Regions from separate parts of the Mus musculus genome. Here region 2 is linked to region 1. Evidence: chromatin loops called from intact Hi-C (ENCODE). Cell type or tissue: heart. All regions are shown on one strand.

Region 1 (8,000 bases):
AGCTAAAGGGATCTGCAACCCTATAGGTGGAACAACATTATGAACTAACCAGTACCCCGGAGCTCTTGACTCTTGCTGCATATATATCAGAAGATGGCCTAGTTGGCCATCACTGGAAAGAGAGGCCCATTGGACTTGCAAACTTTATATGCCCCAGTACAGGGGAATGCCAGGGCCAAAAAGTGGGAGTGGGTGGGTAGGGGAGTGGGGGGTGGGAGAGGGTATGGGGGACTTTTGGTATAGCAATGGAAATGTAAATGAGGAAAATACCTAATTAAAAAAAAAAGCATGGTTCCAAATCATCCCATAGATCTGCCCATTTGTAAAAGCGTTAGTTCTGATTTGGAGGCTCTGAGAATTGTGATGGATGAGTCCAGAAAGCAATGCCCCACACTGTTCTTGCTGGGCAGGTGGCCTCTCTGCTGCTCAGCTCTTGGTCTAGAGCTCTCATACTCACCTGTTTCTGGTGCTACTCACTGCTATACTTTACATTTTGATGAAGGAAAAGATGTAAACAGAAGGAAGTTAGAGCTATCCAGTTCTTCATGCAAGACTTTTTATTCTTGGTGATTTTGTCCTGTTCTTTCCCCCCTTAGCTGTGATTACAACCAAATCACCAAACATTAGGAACTCCATGTTACTGATGGAGGATACATGTGTAACAAGGTGATCCTGGTTTATACATTCCCAGTAGTTTCATTGTGCTTAAGATGCTTTGCCCTTTTGATTTCCTTCTTCAACTGCTGGTAGCATAGAAATGAGAATACCCATTATATGGGCTTTGGTAGCTAATCATTACCTTTGGCACACATATCTGGATCAGTATGAGGGAGTTTATTGGGAACATGTGTCAGGATGCATAGGGCTATTCTATTTATGTGGGTGAAATGGATGTCTCTGGAACTGGTGCTTAGTCATCAGTGTGTGAGGGAGATCTGGAGGGAGATGTTGGTCAAGTTATCAGGTCCAAACGTTGGTGCACAAAGCATTTCAGGAAGTGCACGATACAGAAAAACTGAAACAACTAATCCCATTTGGTGATCAAAGGACTCTTTTACTAATGCCCCACTTTCTTTTCTGTTGCTTTAATAATGCACTCTGACTATCAGCAATTTAAGGGAGGGAAGGGTTTATTTGGCTTACATTTCCAGATCTTAGTCTGCTGTCGAGAGGAGTTAGCAAGAGCTTCAAGCAGAAAGCATGCTTGCTATGTTGCTTATGAGCACATGGATTGCTTTAACAGCTTCCTAAAACAGCCCTGGACCACCTACTCATAGAGTGACTCCACCTACAGTGGACCAGGCTCTCCTGTATCAATTAGTAATCAAGATAATCCCCTGCAGATATCCCCTCAGGCCAATCCAACCTAGGAAATTCATCAGTTGAGGTTGTACATCCTGTTGCTTCATGCTGTGTCAATTAACAGTTAAAAGTTAACTAAGATAACCAACTGCTTTGTATTCATTCTTGATGAAGTACTTAAGGGGACTATTCAACTTTCAGCTTTTCTATTAAGAATGATATCTGTGATGGTTAGATTGTGACCTTGACACAATGTAGAATCACCTGGGAAGTGAGTATAAATGAAAGAGTGTCTTCATTGGGCTGGCCTGTGGGCATGTGTGTATGTGATTGTCTTAATTAAGATAATTGATTTTAGAAGATCCAGCCCAGTGTAGGTGGTACCACTCCCTAGGCAGGGATGCTGATTGTATAAGGATGGAGAAATTGAGCTGAGTAGAAGCAAGCAAACAAGGATAGATGCATTCATTCCTTTCTGCCCCTGTGGATGTGGTATGTCTAGCTGTTAGAAGCTCTTGGCTTGGCTTTCTCACAATAATGGATTATAACCTGGAGGTGCTAGCTGAAATGATCACCTTTCTCATCTGAGGTGCTTTTGGTCAGGATATCTGAAATTAAATGAGATTACACTCTTTGTCTTGAGGATAACACCTGCAATGAGTAATCTTGATTGTTATGGGACAAGATTTAGAATCACCTAAGAGATAGACATTTGAGTATGTTTATGAGGGTATGTGTAGAGGGCCTTAACTGAGGTAGGAAGTCCTACTTTGAATGCGAATAGTTCATGGGCTGGGATCCTAGAGTGAATAAAAAGGAGAAAGCAAGCTGAGAACCAGCCTTCATCCCTCTGCCTCCAGACTATATATGCAATGTGATGAGCTGCCTAGGGATTGGTACCACCCACACTGGGCTGGGTCTTTTAAGATCAATCCAGCTGCCACACCTTCCTTAACATGATGGACTTTGCACTGAAACTGTGAGCCCAAATAAACCCCTTTTTCCTTATGCCAGGTATCTCATCCCAACAGTAAAAATGCAATTAATACAACATTCTTCCTAGGTGATTTAGAATGGGACATAGGGAGACCCTTACCCTAAGGAGTGAGGAACTGGTCCTCCCAACTTGGTGATTTCCCAGCCATCTGACCTTGCCACTTAACCATTCAAAGCCTTAGTTTTTTCTTTGATCACTTCACAGAGTGGCTGTGACCATAAACTAAGCAAAGCAACTTGAAAAGTTAGCTAAACATTATGTGACTTGAAGATCTGCTTAGGCTTTTAAATATCTTTATAATTTTAGAAGAGGCAAATTGTGGTTGGCATGAAAATGGAATCTAGAAAATATATTTTTATATTGTTCAAATAATGTTTATAATAAAGGCATATATATTAGAGTGCTTTCATATTTTATGAGCGATCTGTGATTATAAAAAATTTATCAATATGGCAAAGACATCTCATATTGGTTTGACTTATCTCTTTATAATTAATCAAATAGGTGGATATATCATATAACCACACTGCACAAAACATTAATGGCATGCTTTTAAAATTGGTGGCAAAAGTGAATGAAAAGTTAAATCATGGCTGCTTCACACTGTCTAACATTCATATCATTGCTTCACTTACGGAGAATTACAAAATTATGATTAAACTGCTATGAGTGATTTCAATTACTCAGAATTACATAACAAAATCTACTCATTCAGATTGCTTCCTTAGGAGCATAGAACAGTTATTTGTGCTTTAGTTCATGACATTTGAAACTTCTTTGTTCGAGTGCCTTGTGGATCACAAGGCTGTAATTTTTCAAAGCCATTTACAGCCATTGCTTCACTCGCTGTTTACATGGCAGAAGCCTCCTGTATTTTCACTTCCCTTGCATAGCATAGGTGCTAAGATGCCGGTGATTGGAAAAACCCCGATCGAAGCAAAGGCTAAAGTTGCCTGAGACTATACTGTCTCATCAGCTTCCCACACAGCCCACAGGCGCTTGCTCTTCCTAGGCCGTGCTCCTGTTTTGCTTGAAGATGTATTTTTGTGTTTATCTGATAGGGATCTTTTTTATCTCCCACTGATGCTCTGTAAGAGGAGGGACCAGTCTATGTTTGGTTACATTTTTTTTGTGTGTGTATATATTCATGTGTATATGTGAACATGTGTTTTGGGGGGCTATGTTGAATGTCTTGTTTTTTATTTTTGAGTGTTTTTGTTTGTTTGTTTTGTCTTGTCTTGTCTTTGTATTTTGGTTTTGTTTTCAAGACACAGTTTCTCTGTATAGCCCTGGCTGTCCTGGAACTCACTATGTAGACCAGGCTGGACTCGAACTTACAGAGATTCACTTGCCTCTGCCTCCTGCATGCTGGGGTTTAAGGTGTTGAATGGCTTCCTCAGTTGCTCACCACCTTACTTTTGGAAGGCTTTGGTTGTGCAGCCTTGTCTGAGGTGGTGTGTCACTGATGGTAGGCTTTAAGATTTCAAAAGCCCATGTCAGTCCCAGCACCCACTCCAACCCCTTCAACTTTTGGATAAGGTATAAGCTCTTAGCTACTGATCCAGTGTCATAGCTCCCTGCTTGCTGCCATGTTCCCCACCTCAATTCTCATTGAAACAACCACAATATATTTCCATGCTGACATCTTGATCCAGGCTAGGCCTCATCAGACACTATTTTGCCTTGAGAAATACTGCCCGACTAACACACAGTCCCTGAATCAAAGCTTAGAAATTAGTCCCAGCTACAGCTTTCTCTGAGCTGAAGCGACGGGATTTGTTGCGTCAGCAGCTGCTGCAGCGACATTGTGCCTTCTCTTGTGTGTCTGCGACTTTCGTGGCATCCCCCCTCTTCCCCCCCCCACCCCCGGTTGGGGGAGGGGACTTTTGTTTATGCATGAAGCACCACTTTCAGTTAGAGTCATGATTATGTGACTTTTGGTATTTGCCCTGTCCTCACTCTGGGCCAACACAAATATGTTATCACACTCGGCCTTCCTTAGCATAAGAATGACTTTGGAAGGCCACAAGATTTTCTAATAAACAATAATGAGGGAAATGGGAGCACCTGCAAAAGGAAGGAAAGCCTCCAACTGCAGATTCGGAGATAAGACATAACAAAGCCATCCACGGTCTTGTGAAGCGCTGGTCTCGTCCAAGAATGTGGAATGCTAGGAGCACTTGTGTGGAATTCCCTGTAGCCAGCTTGTTCCAACACAAGCAATCGGAGCCAGCCAACCCAGGAGCGTTGTCTGCCTCACGGTCACTGAATGAACCCCCAGACATCCAGTAAGGGAGAATCTGCCCAGGAAGGAGAGAGGGGACAAGTTCCTGGCACCTTAAACTTGGTATTAAACTCCAGTGGGTAATGGTGGGAAGAGCCGCTCCCAACCATTCTCCCTTACTGTTCCCGGGTAACCCGAAGCAATCCGCTGATTCTTACAGCCTCAGTCTGACTATTAGAGGCCTGTCTCTGAAGCTTGTTGTTGGGTTTGGGGAGAAAGAGGGTCCCGCTTTTTCCAACTCTTCAAACTTCACTTGCACGTTAATGTTTACCATCCTCATTTTAACCTTCTGAAAATAGTCCAGCCAGACCAGGGGATCTTCAGGTTGATTTTATTGCCCAAATTTTATTTCTCTACTCTTAAGGAAATTTAAACTTTTCCTAAAAGCCTAGGCTGACACTGTCTAGATTTTGTTCTCTTCTTTCACTCTTTGCAGAAATAACTTGTTCAGCAGCTTGGATGTGGCTTAGGGTAGAGTACTGGCCTAAGTGTGGTCAGTGGACGGACACTTGACCCTACTCTGGGGCATAAGATGGGCGGGGAATGTACTCCAGAGTCAGATCGAGCTAGGTTCAGATGGCTTGCATCTTCAGACATCTTGAGCAAGTTTCTTCAACTTTCCAAGTCTTGCTTTCTTCATCTGAGGGAGAAGAGACAATTGCTCTGCTTTTCCCAGTTCTTCCCTTTCCGCTTTCCCTGCCTTCTTCCTCCATCTCCCTTTGGCTCTGCGCCTGCCTGTCCCACCCTCTTCTGTTCCTTTAGTGTGTGGGTAACATTCAGTTCACAGGGATCAAGGGTCTGACTACCTGAGTTTCTGTTTCCCCTGCCTTCTGGCTTCTGTCTCCTTTTGTGACCTCCGAGGCAAGGTCAGAGGACCTGTGTCACTTGGCATGAGGACATTCTGCTAGTTTTTTATAGATTAAATTAGAAGATTCCATCTGTACAGGGCTGCTCAGAGTGAGAAACACTGGATTTCATGCTCCAAAATGAATGTAACAAAATTCAGTCTTTTTAAAAAAAATCAACCTGGGCTTAAGCAGTGGTGATCTTAGATTCACTAAGTGTCTTAGAATGGTCTCCTTTCAGGGATTCTCCTCTCCACTATTATTGAGGAAAGACTGGGGAACTGGAAAGAGGGAAGTGGAGAGACAAAGAGCAAAGAAAGGGGTAAAGAAAATATCTAATAAAAAGTGCATATACAAAAAAAAACACAAAAAACAAAATCCAAGAAAGAGTGTGAATGTGTGTGTGTAAATAGGTGGTTGGCATAATTTGGAAATGACTAATAAGTTACATTTTAGGAGAGGGTTTTATCAGGTTTGTGAAAGTCAAACTCTGCCTATTTTATGCTGAACTTCAATCACAAAGAAGACAAGAGGGTAGAGTTCTATCCATAGGCATGGGTGTCGAAATCAACATAGTCTCACACAGCTGCAGCAATTGCCACGCACCTTAAGTGCCTGCCCCTGCCCCTGCCCCTGCCACTTGCTGTCTTGGCCTAGCACAGCAAATTGAGAAACGGGTTCCTCATAGATGCTGTGACAGAAGGGTCTGTGCCCACTTTCTTGTGGGGGGGTGGGGAGGGGAAGCAAAATGACTCAGGTGGAGTGTGGCATTCTGAAAAGGGGAGGGGAAATGAGCACCCTGTTTTAGGGATAAGTTAGGGACTAGGATGAGGGACACAGAGTGGAGAAGACAAGACCACTGAAGCGAGCAGGAAAGGAAAAATTGCTGCATTGTAGGGGAACAGATCTGACATGAGCATTAAAGGGTGTGATGATGTCATTCTTAGCAAAAGTCCCCTCGCACCCGTTAATGCTTAAGCTCTGAAGAGGTGGACTGGAGTAATTCAGCTGGACACAGCCACTGAGTGCAAACGGCTTCCTAGATTTCCCCATATGTGTTTCTGTCTTAAACTATTGATAGCTGCAAAGGAAAGGGGCGGGGAACCCTTTCATTCAAGTGTGTAGAAGATGCTTTGCCTGTCTTTAAGCCCTTTGATGAAAAGTTCTTTCAGAAAAATTTAACCTTACAAGGATTCTAAAAAGCCTGTCTTGCTTTTAAAACTTGCTACTCATAGAGAGGGCAATATGAGTGAGTCCAACGCATAAAACAGACCTGGCTAAGGCTACACAGCACAAGTTCAAACCCGATTGGCTCATGTCTTCCCAGTGCTTTCCCTTCTCAGCATAAAACAGTATGTGTCTTCAAATGATTTTTTTTTAAAGATTTATTTGTTTCTACTTTTTGCATGTGTCTGCCTGTATGTATGTATGTCTATGCACCACATGAATGCTTGCTGCCCATGGAAGTCAGACGAGGGCATTGGAACCCCTGGGATTGGAATTACAGGTGGTTGTGAGCCATTGTGTAAGTGATGGGAACTGAACCCAGGTCCTTCACAACAGCAGGAGATGCTCTAAAGCACAGAGCTATCGCTCCATCCCTTGTTTGTGTGCTTTTAATCTTCTGAAAATGTTTCATAATGACCGTCATCATTTACTAATCCTGAACTGTTGAGAAAAACTGAAGGGTACTTAGTATAGGTAGATGGGTTTTTGTGTTCATTTTCGTTTTGTTTTGCATTGCTGCCATTTAAAAGTCATAGACTCAGAGTTTTGGGTCACATCAATGAGAGACTGTGTACTAAGAGGGTTTGTTTGGAAAAGGGGGAAGAGGAAATACAAGAGCCAGAGAATAGGTAGACGTGGGTAAAATGGTGTCTGCTGACCATGACATGGCTGTTCCAGTCACACACGCACAGCCACTGTGGCTACCTGTGCAAGATCAAGACAGTCAGCGTTCAACCATGGCTGTGGGGAGGGCTCACCCCGCTCCATCCCTATCTGAGAAGCTATTGGCAGTTGATGGCTGCTGGGGGAGGAAGGGCCATTTTTCTTTGATGATGTACCTGCTGACAGGTTGCTCTAAGAATGGTCTTGCATCCTCGTGCCTATAGGAAACACCAATTAGACTCTATGGACTGGGGAGGAAGAGGAGGAGGGGAAAGAACAGCAAGGGGAGAGAGGGTGAGAAAGAGGAGCCATAGCAGGAGGAGGAAGGAGAAGACATAAAGCTGGGCGGGGAGCACTCAGGAGGAGCACTGAGGGGTTTGGTGGGAGTTGGAGTGGATATGATCAAATTTGGGATTCATGGATAAAAGTTTAATAAATAAATAAGATGGAGAAAGAAAAAGAAAGTTTGTTCTCGTCTTTCATTGATGACTCCCCGATCCTCCTCTATCAAGAGGAACGTCTTTTCTCCTGGGTTTCACTTTCTGCTCTTTTTGTTTAGATCAAGTCAGCTTGGTCTCTGTTTACATTTGGTCCATTCTTGCTTTTAAAATCACCTGCTAACATCTTGATATCCCACTCCCACCTTTGAGTTTTGTTTTTTGTTTTTTTGTTTTTTCTCTCT
Region 2 (8,000 bases), 170 kb after region 1:
TCATTTAAAGAGGCTCTGGGTCTGCTGTGGCCCAAAGTTAACTTAGGGATGCTTTCTATTGTGTTGTGCCCATGTCCAGTGGCTTCTGTGATCAGGACCCGCGCTCCTGGCCATGAAGCATTCTTCTGAAGCCCACGCAAGCACAGCTCTGAAGCTTCCGAGATTTTCTCAGGGGCTTTGCTGTGTGTTCAGCCTCCCCTTCCATTACCGGCCTTACTGTTCAAGGACTGAAGAAACGGAAACTCGAGGTAAGCAGAGAGTTGTTAGAGGGAAGGCAGAAGGGCAATGTGGATGTTTTTGTTGTTTGGTCATTTCACCAAAGCTTCATCTTGGTCCATTCACTTTTCTATGGCGAGGAGCATTGCTTTCTGATTTAGCATTGCATCGCTGCAAGTGGGACAGAGACCGTCACCTCACAGGCACTCAGTGAATGTTTGTAAATGACAGACACAATGTGTGGGCTCTTCCATGGCCAGGCTACAGGAATATTGACTATATGCTACTCACAATGAGTTCAGAAGCTCCTAAATGATAGATCCTAATAGCAGAGAAATAAGGGGTTTTCTATAATGCCTTAAAATCAGGTTTGCAAGAGTGAGTGGGTCTTGGGCAATCATTCAAACTACCAGTAGATATTTTGAATATTGGGTCTCCTTACAAAATTTCTTTTTGAAGATACAGCTCTTTGACTAAGCCTGACTTTGTTTTATGGAGTAGTGATGTTGATTCGGGCAGCTTCCACAGTTCACATTAACCTCATGGTGGGGAATTACAAGTGATTCTCTTGTGCAGCAGAGATGCAGGCAGTTATCTGCTGAGTGCATGCTCCCAGGGACAGGGAACTAGCTCCATGCTGTCCTGCTGGCTCACGTCTTCATTGCCAGCAAAGTCATATAAAGCTATTCTCTTTAATGAAGAAGAAAAACATATTTTTTTTCTGAGCTCTGCTGGGAGAGTACTGGTGCACATGAGCCGGTCAGGTCTTTAATTTATTTTATTTTATTTTAACAATTTCTTATTCCTTAGAACCAAGAAATCCCTTCTTCCATGCAGCTACCCCCAGACTACTTTGTGTTCTTGCTCTGCTTTAACTATATTATCTGCTTCCTTGCCTAAATTGTTGCCTTTTTTCAAGCCCACTTCATCCTGTATCAAGAGAGCACCATTTTCAGTTGCTAAAATAGTTGTGAAAAAGCACAGGATTGAAGTCAGGAACGTAACATGGAGAGATGAGATGCTTCTGCAAGACTCTTTGATAAAGTAAATGAAAAACAAAACAAAACAAAACAAAACAAAAAAACCCACATACCCCATGTGGTGGTTTGAGTGAAAATGTTTCCCATAGGCTCATAAAGGAGTGGCACTATTAGGAGGTGTGGCCTTGTTGGAGGAGGTGTGGCCTTGTTAGAGGGTGTGTGTTACTGGGGGCTTTGAGGTCTAAGATGCCCAAGTCAGGCTTAGTGGCTTACTCTCTCTTCCTGTCCACTTCACATTCAGATGTGGAACTCTCAGCCGCCTCTCCAGCACCATGCCTGCCATGCTTCTTGCCATGACAATAATGGACTAAACCTCTGAACTGCAAGCCAGACCCATTAAAATGTTTTTTTCTTTATAAGAGTTGCCATGGTCATGGCGTTTCTTCACAGCAATGAAAACCCTAACCAAGACCCTAGAAAAAGAAAGAGACTTCCCTTTCTTTTGAGACACTCTTGAGAACAGCTGAAGAAGTGGAATTACTAAACACCATCTTCCTCCACCTGCCCTCAGAGCCGCTATTGCTCTCTACTGGGGCTCCTGGTTAGAGACGACCTCACACCAGAGCACACACAGTAGCTCAGTAAATACATGAAGCCTCCAATCAGGTCTCTCAAAACAAAAGAAAGCAATGGCTTCTCCAGATGTAGCACAACCCTTTTATTTAGGGCAAGTCTTAATTTTCCAATTTTTGCACCTCCTCCAAGCATTGTGGTCTTGAAAGAGGCCATCTAGAAAGATGCTAATTTGAGAGTTCCAGGCATCTCCTCAGCAGCCTGTGACAGTTTATTCCTAGTCAAAGCTACATCTTTTCAAATGGAAACTCACATTTCAGTCCGAAATGACAACTCAGGCCCAAAGCACACACTTCACGTGGCACCAGGGTAAATACTGAACGCTTTCACAGACTTTGTCCAAATTAAACACTGAGAAATCCCCAGAGGCTTTAGTTTCCTGAAGTGAAGAAAAATCATACTTCTTCCAGCTTTCACTAGGAAATATCACACAAAATCCCATGTTTTCATCTCCCCGGATATGTGTGCAATTGATACACAATCGAAGGATCATTTTCATTTTTTAAGGTTGGAGAGCTAGTCACTCAGAAAGTGATGACGTCGAGTCCCAGCATTCACTCCAATCCCATACAGCTATAGATAAGCTTCTTGCTTTCCTCCCAGTTCAGGGTGATCTCGAAGTGCTGCTCACATAGCCAATCAAAAGCCAGAGAACCATCATTTGTTTTCACTTTCTGAAACCGTTTTCAGGAACACAGTGATCAGCATATGCTGACTTCTAGAAATATTAGCTGCAGAACTGGCAGCCAGCTTTGGCCTCCGTACCCATCCATATGCTTATTAGATCACTTGTACAAACGTTCAATTGTCGTTGCTCTCCTCTCCCGCTGCAGTGTTTGAAAGCAGTTCCTTTATGTTGCCTTCCCAAGGACTATGGGCTTCGGTCAAATTTTAATTGAAACATGACCCTGGCACTGCTTTGCTAAAATTAATTGAGATTAAGATTTATGAACATTCCTTGAGGTTTGAAAGAACTGTAGTAGTTGCAATTTAAAACATTAGTCAGCATTCAGGAGTGCTGTCCAATTTCTAAAATGCACAGGAACTGTGGTACTTTGCTGCTGTTTGAACATGAGAACGAACAGTGTGCACATTTGAGCAGATCTGCACGGCGTGATGAAGTCAGAGAACCTGATGGAACCTGGAAAGATTGTCCTGTCCCAGCACTTAGCTTCAGGTCTTTTAAGACCACCCAAGAGAAATGAGATTTATTGTATTGTGAAAGCTCATTCCCAAGAGATGTTTTCCTTCCTTAAAAATAAATCATTTGTCAACCTTTATTGACAAGAAATATTTGTATAAAAATACCGTGATGAAATCCATTGTTTTGTACAACAACAACAAAAAAACTTTCAGAATGAGATAAAAAGATTACAATACATATATATGTCCTTATTGCCTTATTTGTTTTGAAATACCTTCACACTCATTAGGTAACTTCAAAAATCCCCTGGTAGTTCATGTGGTGCTTACCATTCCCATTTTATAGATGAAACACTGAGACACAGGCGTTACACAGTTGCCCTCAAACCTCATTAGAGAGATGAGTCATAGCTGGGAGTGAGAACACAGAGCCGAAACCTTCATTCCTGAGTGCTTTGTCAACCCCACATTCTTCCCGAATACATCCAAAATAAAAAGCAATCACATGTGAGTGGCCAAACAATGGTAATCAGATCGTCACAAACCACTGGCTACTGCCAAAGGACCTGGCCACGAGCTGTGTCCCTCTGCATTTGGGCTTCCCTTTGTCTCCTTTCCGTAGAATGAAAAATGAATAGTGATTGTCAACAAAACAAATGCACTTTACTTCACAGTCTTCTAACCAAAGTCACAAACAAGTGGCTCTCAAATATGCCCGGAGACAAATTCTTTAGCTGACATGCAGTAAGCAACACAAATGAATCTGTGCTCCTATCTGACTGGCTACATTGCTATTGTTCTCCTATCAGGTCTCCTTGGTGAGCTTTAATTAATATCAGAAACAGCACAGGAAACATCCTTAATTATTCCTCTTGTGTTCAGAATAAATGTAGTCCACTCAAGGCAAAGTAAACGGCAAGTCTTTGAACTTGAGCGTTATCTTTGTCCTTTGGCTTACAAGGACTCTGTGTTATCAGACATGATAATTTGTTCTCTGTGATACCCTCACTGAAATTAATTTTGTTGTAGTCTAGCATACGTTTCCTCTTGCTGATACTTTCACTCTTGGCAAGGTCTTATCTGGGCAGTTAGGGCAGCCCTCGTCTGGCTCTGTCTGCTGAGGCTCAATAGCTGCAGGGGCAACAATGTTGTTGTTTTAAACAAAGATGTTTACTTTGTTATTAATGTAAAATTTAATTCATTTCCTCTTTTTAATCTTCTCATGGGGCAGACAGAAACCCCACCCTCCTTTCTTCTTCTTGTCAGAGATGATGGTCTGGGACTTCATTGCTAAGTTTCCTTGGAAACATCCTCTCAGATCCTTCCAAATACACTGTCATCACAAGGGAGGAGCCATTTTCAGACTCTGCTCCCTGCACCCTGGCTTAAACTCTCTACCATCCAGGGCTAAAAATGGCCTTTGCCCCTTTTTCTTTTTTTCTTTTTCATGGTGTCTCTCTCTCTCTCTCTCTCTCTCTCTCTCTCTCTCTCTCTCTCTCTCTCTGTGTGTGTGTGTGTGTGTGTATGTGTGTGTGTGTGTGTATGTGTGTGTGTTGTATACCTGTGTTCATATATGGGTATTGATATCAGGATATTGTCCACAGTTGCTTCTCTGCCTTATTTTTGAGACAGGCTTTCTCACTGAACCCAGGGCTCAGTGTTTCAGCTGCAGTGGCTGGCCAAGAGCGCCCAGAATCCTCCTGGTCTCTGCTCCCTAAGTGCTGAGGTTAAAGATACACAGCAGTGTCTGGTTTTCGTTTGTTTGTTTGTGTCTCTTCGCTTTTTAATAATGGATAGCAGGACTCTGAACTCGGATCCTCATGCTTGCCAACAGGTGCCTTGCCCAGGCAGTCATCTTTCCAGTCCTAGTTTCATCTTCAAATATTAAAGTTGCATAACACTTAGTGAAAAAAATCCTACAGATTAAAGTAATACACATCCCCCATCACTGCGGCTGAGTACATGCTGTGTATTGCAATGTGATTTTTGTTCCAAGAAAAGATTGGTATATGGACAACAGACTTTATGCAAATGAGCTCGTAGTGACTATTCTGCAGTTAACTCTAAAATTGTCTACTTAGTCTTTGAGAAGTTCATATATGCATGTAATGTTTTGATCATATTCACTACCCGTCCCTTCTTCTTCCCACCACTTCTCCTCCTTCCGTATTTGTGTATTTTATTTTTAATTCTCCACTGAGTGTTATTAGGGTTGCTTGCATGAGCATGAATGTGGGATTATTTATTAATTCATGGGCAAGAGGTTACACCCCTCAAGAAAAATTACTTTCCCCATTCCCCAGAAACCACTGTCAGTGGCTTCTCAGCCAGGGCGGAGCCTCACCTGCCTCTCCTGTATCAATCCTGGGGAGTTGTGGAGCTATGAAGGTCTTGTATGGGTAACTGCAGTTTCCCCGAGCTCAAGTGGGCAACAGCAATGCCATGGCCAGAAAACAATGTTTCAGTGCACTCTGCCCATCCTCCGGCTTTTACATCCATCCTGTCCTCATTGAGGACATTTTTGGAAGTGTGTGTGTGTGTGTGTGTGTGTGTGTGTGTGTGTGCATGCGTGCAGAAGCACATGTGTGTGTTTTTCTGTGCTCGTGTGTATGGGAGCCAGAAGATGACTGCAGGCGTTGGTGGCCAGGCACTGTGTACCTCAGGAAGTCTCGCTGGCTTGCAGCTCACAAAGTGATTTAAGCTAGCAGGCCAGTGACTCCTGCAGGTCCACATGTCTCTTCTTCCTCAGCACAGGGATTCACAGCTACAAGTGTGACCAGCATTTTAACTGCGGGTTTCAGGTATCAAACTCAGATCTTCATTCTTAATAAGACAAGAACTTTACCAACTATGTGATCTCTCTGACCTTTCCTCCACTATGTTAAAAGTTTAATTAGTGTTTTTCTATTTGCTCAATGGAAAATTTGGTGTTTTTCCAAATTTCCATGATTCTTTGAGGACAAGAAAGGTGTTTCAGCTTTGGGAGTTTTGTCTAAATTAAAAAATTATGTTTTATATAAACTTAATATGCACTAGTCTAAGGGTATTTTATACTATACTTAAAGCAATTTGGTGCACGAAACACAGTTAGGCACAGGAAGGAAGGGCATCTCTGGCTGTTCACTGTGTGGGTGGTCTGTGGCATTACCATTGTTCCTGACGAATCTTCTGAAGATCAGCAATGGTGTTCTTATGCTTTTACACACACACACACACACACACACACACACACACACACACACACACACACACACACAGAGAGAGAGAGAGAGAGAGAGAGAAAGAGAGAGAGAGAGACACGAGTACTTCACAGAGAAGAAAATTTGAAGTACCTCTGCTTTCCACGCATCATAAGGGCTTTGAGCAGCAAAACACAGTGTAGCCTCAGTCTATGCCTAGGAAGCTGCATTGCATGTTCATTGAAAGTCTAGGTCATGTTCATTGAAAGTCTAGGTCATCGAGAGCACTCAGAAGGTAGAAGATGCTTGCCTTGCATCCCTGACACCCTGATTTCAACCCCCCAGCAGTCTCACAGTGTCAGGAAATAAGTGACTCCTGCAAGTTTCACTATGCCCTCAACATAAAAACCATCACTCACACATGCCCAGACTCCCACATGTATGTACAAACATGCACACACAAGTGTCTGCATAAATATACATGAGTGTACACACACAAGTACACACACATACATACACAAACACACACATGAATGCACACACACACTTACAAAGCTCACTGTTGACTGTACCTGTACTTTCAGCTGAGAGAACATGAAGGACTTCCCTAGACCTGAGGAGACATCCTACTACATTATATTCTTTGTTTTATTTTTATTTACTTCTTTAAATTTTTTTATTTATGTATTTGTGTGCCTGCATGAATGTTGGTGCACCAAATGTGTGCAGTGCTCATGAAGTTCAGAAAAGGGCATCAGAACTCCCTTGTTTTGTTTTGTTTTGTTTTGTTTTGTGTCTGAGAAATCTATCAGATTTTGTAGCCTCACAGGATTGTTATGCAGGCATAGCACTCTTCTTTGGTAGCTCTATTACACACCTCCCCCATGTGGTTTAGAGGCACTTTCCTGTCATGTTAATAATGTTACCTTCATTGTCACATGATCACTTTGAGTTAGAATCAGCTAGTTCACTACCAGTCACTGAACAAACAGACAGAGCTTCATTAGTGATGTTGCAGCTTCTTTGCTATTCACTTGTCCACCTACTGAAGACTATTTTATTTGTGTATTTATTTATTTTGTATATGTAATGACATCAGACATTGTTTTTACCCCTTAGCTGAGATGGAATCTTTCAAATTCATCATCTTGCTCATAATCACTGAACATGGCTATAGGACAGAGATTGTGAGAGCAGAGGGAGAGTTGACCATGGATGGCTTCAATCACTGTGATCCAAATAAGGACAACAGCATCCATGACATCCACACTAAACTCGACACTTTGTCCTTCTGTTTCTTCAAGACAGTTATGGTGGCTATTTCAAAACATTCCGTTAGATGTTTCACGCTTACATCACTATCTAGTTTATCCAAAAACTGAACTTCCTGTGCTATCTTCTTCCTGACCTTCTACCCATTCTTGTCATTGTTACTCCAGACCCTTTAGACCCGCTCAACTCCATCATTTTAATGCAGAACAGAGGATAAGCGAGCAAACAATGAAGCAAATTAGACAGTGATGCACAGGGGTCCTGCCCCCCATGGGGCATCGTGTGAAATCCCCTTACTGCAAAGCAATCATATCAATTATCACATCTACAAACAGCAAATCAAGATACTAGTTGTTCCATATCTTAGCTAAAATTCCTTCCCTCGGGAGATGTAATCAGTGTCTACCCTGGGTCCCAACAACAAAGGCAAGATTCTGTCTCTCTTTACATTTGTATATATTTTAGACAGTTTCTATAGTAGACAATTCCATATAGTGCTTTCAAAAGGCCTTTAGTATCCATTTACATTCTAATGCAATTGAATTTATTAATATTATTTTGTGGTAATGTTTTTATT

The links. A loop is a pair of places that touch in the nucleus more often than their neighbours do. Peaks named below come from ENCODE experiments on the same cell type or tissue, not always from the same donor. Only the 100,000 strongest peaks of a DNase experiment are listed, where the experiment ranks them.
Region 2: it touches region 1 in a loop (2.6-fold over the local background); 2 of 42 quality-filtered maps call a loop at or near these places.

What each region holds. Positions count from the first base shown.
Region 1 is chr14:46,314,037-46,322,036 of GRCm38, reverse strand. No RefSeq gene overlaps it. Among named protein-coding and RNA genes, the nearest start is that of Gm15217, 61 kb to the left of the region's middle. In heart, no CTCF peak of the experiment used is centred here; DNase peaks (open chromatin) are centred at 4,356 and 5,316.
Region 2 is chr14:46,140,369-46,148,368 of GRCm38, reverse strand. No RefSeq gene overlaps it. Among named protein-coding and RNA genes, the nearest start is that of Gm34499, 77 kb to the left of the region's middle. In heart, no CTCF peak of the experiment used is centred here; a DNase peak (open chromatin) is centred at 3,478; H3K27ac peaks cover 437 bases; H3K27me3 peaks cover 448 bases.